2 separate regions of the Homo sapiens genome follow, and region 1 is linked to region 2. A link is a loop called in an ENCODE intact Hi-C map of the cell type or tissue named here. Cell type or tissue: heart left ventricle. All regions are shown on one strand. Links, peaks and the distances in the headings refer to the core of each region. The heading gives the core; the rest is flanking DNA. Region 1 has its middle 7.9 kb from the start of ZNF22. Region 2 holds the start of LOC105378286 (a long non-coding RNA gene).

Region 1 (2,924 bases), core at 109-2,608, 460 kb before region 2:
ACAAATAGCTCTATTGCTTAGAATCATTGCATTTAAATATAGAAAGAACAAATCTTTCATAGTCTTTTTATGGATGATAATTTTTTTCCTTTGATCCACATGGTTGGTAATGTATCAGAATAGATTGAGCAACTTAGTCCTACTAAGTAATGGCATTTTATAATTCTGGTGTTATAATATCTGACAGTATTTTATTTAGAACTTTTACGTCAATATACATCAACTGACATAGTTGTAAGTTTCTTTGTATGTTATCTTTGTCATAAATGTCGATTACGTCGTAGAGCATTTCAGGAACTGTGCCAAGTTCATAACACCAGGTTACTAATGTGTTATGCTACCTCCCAATTTGTCAAGAGACATCTCAGGCACAGATTTTTTGAATTCAGGAATTCAGGATGGGTATGCCAATTTAAATGAAGCTTCTGAGATGAGTAACCTTAAATCCCAGAGAGAACCTGGTTATATCTCTATGTTCAGGGCAATCTAAATGGGTCCCCTAGGATACAAGAAGCCTCTCTATTCAGTGGGATTAAAAGGCTAAATATCAGAATTTAAGCAGGTGAGTCAAAGAGGGGACAATATGATGATTCAGGGGCAAACAGTCATGAAGAGAAGTTCAGGTTCAGTGAGAAAACTGAGTCCATTCTGTGTATTCCACATAGTTTAATATAGCTAGTTAGACTTTCTGTTATGTCCATGTTTCTTCTTTGCCTGATAAGTTCACCACTTCAGTTTAACCCAGCATCTGTATTCCATTTTCTCTATTAGAATAATTGGTCTGGTTTCTCTTTTTGTGGCTAGACTTTGGCTGAAAGGACAATAATAAGAGAAATAAAACTACAAGGAGCTACTATTTCTTATGTATCAAAAGTGTAAAACCTACTCTGTTGGTAAGGCTGTGGAGAACCAGCCAAACTAAGGCTGATGGTGGGATACAAAATGTTACAACCCATACTGAGGAGGGATTTGGCAATATCTAGCAGAAGTATATATGCATTTACTCTCTGATCCAGAAATTATATTTCCAGAGTTTGTTTCCAAAGATACAGTACCAACAATATGAAACAACGTATACACATGGCTGCACATTTTTATAGAAAAAACTCATTTCCCACTAAGGCATCTGGCTCCAATGTAGTGTCATGTATTTGTTCAATAATAGGCTTTTTATGATGCTCTCATGACCTTTGCTTGTGCTGTAGTACCATACGTCATTTTCAGAAGTCAGCTTGCGTCGCTTTGTGCAGGACCCAGAGTGTAGTTTAGTAAGTGCTCTTGAGGAGATTAAGTGTCACTGCTGATGCAAACCAGCAAATTAAATTCCCAGGCTCAGTTGGAAATACTTCAGTCCAGTGAGGGCGCTGCATAAGTAGAGGAAATAGCCACATCAAAACTTCATTGTTAGAAGACACTTTTTCTATTTGACGTTACACAAAACTGTCACTAGATGGCAGCAAAGGAGAGATCATGGAAAACAGCGTGTCCTGTAGTTTCTCCACATTCAACTTGCACAGGTTGAGTGTCCCTTATCTGAAATGCTGGAGACCGGATGTGTGTCAGAATTCAGATTTTTAATTATTTTTTGGAATATTTGTATGTACATGATGAGGTATCTTGGGGATGGGACTCAAGTCTAAACATGAAGTTCATGTGTTTATTATATCCCTTGTATACATAGCCTGAAGGTAATATTTTTAATAATTCTGCACATGAAACAAAGTTTTGACTGTGACCTATCACATGAGGTCAGGTGAGGAATTTTCCACTTGTGGCGTCACATTGACATTCAAAAAGTTGGGTTTTTTTTTAATTTTATTTATTATTATTATACTTTAAGTTTTAGGGTACATGTGCACAATGTGCAGGTTAGTTACATATGTATACGTGTGCCATGCTGGTGCGCTGCACCCACTAACTCGTCATCTAGCATTAGGTATATCTCCCAATGCTATCCCTCCCCCTTCCCCCACCCCACAACAGTCCCCAGAGTGTGATGTTCCCCTTCCTGTGTCCATGTGTTCTCATTGTTTAATTCCCACCTATGAGTGAGAATATGCAGTGTTTGGTTTTTTGTTCTTGCGATAGTTTACTGAGAATGATGATTTCCAATTTCATCCATGTCTCTACAAAGGACATGAACTCATCATTTTTTATGGCTGCATAGTATTCCATGGTGTATATGTGCCACATTTTCTTAATCCAGTCTATCATTGTTGGACATTTGGGTTGGTTCCAAGTCTTTGCTATTATGAATAATGCCGCAGTAAACATACGTGTGCATGTGTCTTTATAGCAGCATGATTTATAGTCCTTTGGGTATATACCCAGTAATGGGATGGCTGGGTCAAATGGTATTTCTAGTTCTAGATCCCTGAGGAATCGCCACACTGACTTCCACAATGGTTGAACTAGTTTATAGTCCCACCAACAGTGTAAAAGAGTTCCTATTTCTCCATATCCTCTCCAGCACCTGTTGTTTCCTGACTTTTTAATGATTGCCATTCTAACTGGTGTGAGATGGTATCTCATTGTGGTTTTGATTTGCATTTCTCTGATGGCCAGTGATGGTGAGCATTTTTTCATGTGTTTTTTGGCTGCATAAATGTCTTCTTTTGAGAAGTGTCTGTTCATGTCCTTTGCCCACTTTTTGATGGGGTTGTTTGTTTTTTTCTTGTAAATTTGTTTGAGTTCATTGTAGATTCTGGATATTAGCCCTCTGTCAGATGAGTAGGTTGCAAAAATTTTCTCCCATTTTGTAGGTTGCCTGTTCACTCTGATGGTAGTTTCTTTTGCTGTGCAGAAGCTCTTTAGTTTAATTAGATCCCATTTGTCAATTTTGGCTTTTGTTGCCATTGCTTTTGGTGTTTTAGACATGAAGTCCTTGCCCATGCCTATGTCCTGAATGGTAATGCCTAGGTTTT
Region 2 (2,924 bases), core at 269-2,768:
AGGCCTGGGCCCATTCTGAACCAAAGGAATTTCTCTTTGACGCCTGTAATGTGTCCTTACAGATAACTGTCACAGTGAGCCCTTGTGTCAGAGAACTCTGGCAGTGAGGAGCTTTCGAGACAACAGCAGACTGCACGGAACTGTGGTGACAACACTCAGAAAACACTGCACTGGAACTGCATGCAGAACAGTGGGATAAAAGCACAGAAAGTAAAAACAATTTTAAAAGAGAATAGACATCATAGTGAAGAAATGAGACTAGCATGGGTAACTTGGTGAGCAAACCACACATAAAACTCGCCAACTGTTTAGACCAAAGGCAGATTGATTAAGCAAATGGAAATTCAAGAACCTACAGACACTAATGCTTATTTCTGGCTGCACACTGATCATGGCAGCATCTGAAGCAGAGTGTTACCTGCAGATGTCCTGGCTGGATGGCGTGATAGAAGTGCGAGAGAAGGAGGACACCGGAGCCGGAGCTGATGCTGACGGAGGACTCCCAGCCTGCAATGACAGACCTGTGGTCAGTGTTCAGGTAAGAGCCAAGGGGATTGTGTGCACTGTCTCCTGAATGGTGACAGGGAGAAACCCTAGAAATGTCTGCTGCTTCCCGCTGCTCAACGAGTAACACATATTAGATCCTTCTAAGCCTTGGCAAAACAAATCAAATATCACTATTTTTTTCTTATCTGTGGATAAAAGTGTAAGAAATGTCTAAGGCTATGGAACACCACTACTAATCTCTTGCAGGTCCAGTGGCCGTTTATTTTCTAAGCATCTAAATTGAGTTAGTTCATATATAAGTCAAAAAACGAAGTACTAGAAGGTATCATACAAATGCCAAAGAAATATGAGGCTCCAGGCCTGCTGGCACTGGCTTCCCTAGCACTCTCTCCTAGTTCCCAAGATCAACAAGGCTGGTAGATTTAAGAGCTCTCTCCCACCTCACAACCTCATACATAGTGCCAGATGCTCCCTGAGTTCCACAAAACCTCACTGCCCTGCCACAGCTCTTCACACAAAAGGGAGTCCAGACCACGTCACCATGGGGGACACCAATCCATAGCTCAACCAGGGGCTGAGGTAGAGCACAGAATGCTCCCAACAGATCTAATCTTGAAACTGTAAATTAAGAAAAATAATCAAGAAAATTTAGATTTGAAAGAAAGTACAGCAAGAGGTCATGGGATAGAACAGAGTCTCTGGGGTGGTGAATAGTCAAACTTAGAGAAAAAAATCTAGGAAGGAGAGGAAGCACTGCAGTGAGGAGAGAAATGGACAGAGAGAAATAGGGACAGTGAGTGGCACTGAGCTGAGGATGCACCACCACCGCTAGAGGGCCCCAGACTCCCACGCCAGCCTCGGATTCCCCAGGCTCCACAGCCCCACAGACCTATGCGTATTCATAAAAAAGCATTCTTCCCTCCTTAAGACAGTAAGCCTGAGTAAGAATCTGCTCCATGCAACCCCAACAGCCCCAGGAAAACAGTGCCACGAGTCTGTTATCACCAGAAAGGCCATATCACCACCCACCTTCTGCAGGCCCACCTGCATGGCCCTTGGCCCTAACTCCTTGATACAAAGGAGCTCCACCCTGGCCCACCATTCCCTGGCTGAGGCCTAGTCCCCACTCTTTCTAAGTACCATCCCCAAGGGTGCACTCTCATCCTGGAACTCCACCTTTGGGACCCCCGACCCTTGGTCAACCACCAGAACAGATAAGGCCATTGCCTGGAAACTCCTCCTCCCCCTACCCCTCACAGCAAATGAAGCAGCCTGGAGAGAGCCAGGATGGCACTCGGATTAAGGCACCCATCGCATGGCTGCTCCCACTCCCAGTGCAGAGATTCAACAGCACTTTAATGCAAGTCCACCTGAAGAAACAAGATCCAAGAAGCTCTCATCAGCATGCTTCATGTGTACACTGAGATCACGCTGTGCCACTCCATGAGCACATCTTCGAATTCACCAAAGAATCTACATTTATTTTCTAACTGAATGTGCATATGGGCATGAGGTACACGGTCTTTAAAAGCATTAGAGGTCAAAGTTCTTAGGAATCTTAAGTTTACTTGGACACATGAAAATAGCATCCTTGAAATAACCCTCCCATCACTACCTTTGTCAATATTCTTCCTGAAACAAAATGAAAGACATCTAGGGATGCCTGTGGACACTATGCTGTGACATCCCTTGCATCTTCTAGGCCTGACTGCATAAGCCATTGTCCTTTTTCTCCAACTGCCTTAGACACTGTCCCCTCTCCAGCATCCTCCTCTCGGGGCACCCATCACTGGCTCCACCTGCCCCAGAGACAAGCACTCAAGGCCTTTTAGTACAATGGGCTTTACTGTTTATACCACAGGGGAGCAGATTGAGAGGGTATCCATGCTAAGGTCCCCAAACTCCTACAGTCCCCCTGTTCTCTGACATTTAGTCCTAACACTATTCTGGGACTGAAAGCCTTCCTGTACTTATTGCTCTCTTCTTTTATTTCTGAGGATGACCAGCTCTGTTCAACACACATAGGCAAGGCTAAAATGTGTCATGAAGACCAAAGCCTGATCACGGTGTATTGCAGAGAAGTAAGCGTCTTCATCACCTGTCCCCAGGTAGACTTTGAGGAAGAAATACCCAGCAATATCCACATGCTTGCCCCTCATTGCTATGAGGTCACTTCTTCCTCTGTGTTGCTGGGTCAAGCATACTCCCTGGAACTGATGAGGCATTGAAGGAAGCCCCCTTCCTTCAAGGGATGGCAGCAGAGGAAAGTACCTAGTCACCCTCCTCCCTTTTATCTTAGTAAGAGCATGGTCCTCTTGGAACCACGTGTACTTTCCTGTATTCTGAAGGGAAGGCAAACCCTGTTGGGAGGAGGTAAGGTCTTATCTGGAAAATCGTGCCCAATCAAGGTCAGTGTC

The links. Peaks named below come from ENCODE experiments on the same cell type or tissue, not always from the same donor. Only the 100,000 strongest peaks of a DNase experiment are listed, where the experiment ranks them.
Region 1: it touches region 2 in a loop (6-fold over the local background); 19 of 110 quality-filtered maps call a loop at or near these places.

Annotation. Positions count from the first base shown.
Region 1 is chr10:45,007,360-45,010,283 of GRCh38, forward strand. No RefSeq gene overlaps it. Among named protein-coding and RNA genes, the nearest start is that of ZNF22, 7.9 kb to the left of the region's middle. In heart left ventricle, for the core only: a CTCF peak has its summit at 1,419 (motif pointing right); no DNase peak of the experiment used is centred there.
Region 2 is chr10:45,463,821-45,466,744 of GRCh38, forward strand. It overlaps MARCHF8 (membrane associated ring-CH-type finger 8), which reads right to left. Exons shown (of 8, transcript NM_001282866.2): 4 at 419-507; 5 at 1-176. It overlaps LOC105378286 (a long non-coding RNA gene), which reads left to right and starts at 455. Exons shown (of 3, transcript XR_945919.1): 1 at 455-538. RefSeq lists an enhancer at 1-665. In heart left ventricle, for the core only: a CTCF peak has its summit at 1,335 (motif pointing right); a DNase peak (open chromatin) is centred at 1,361.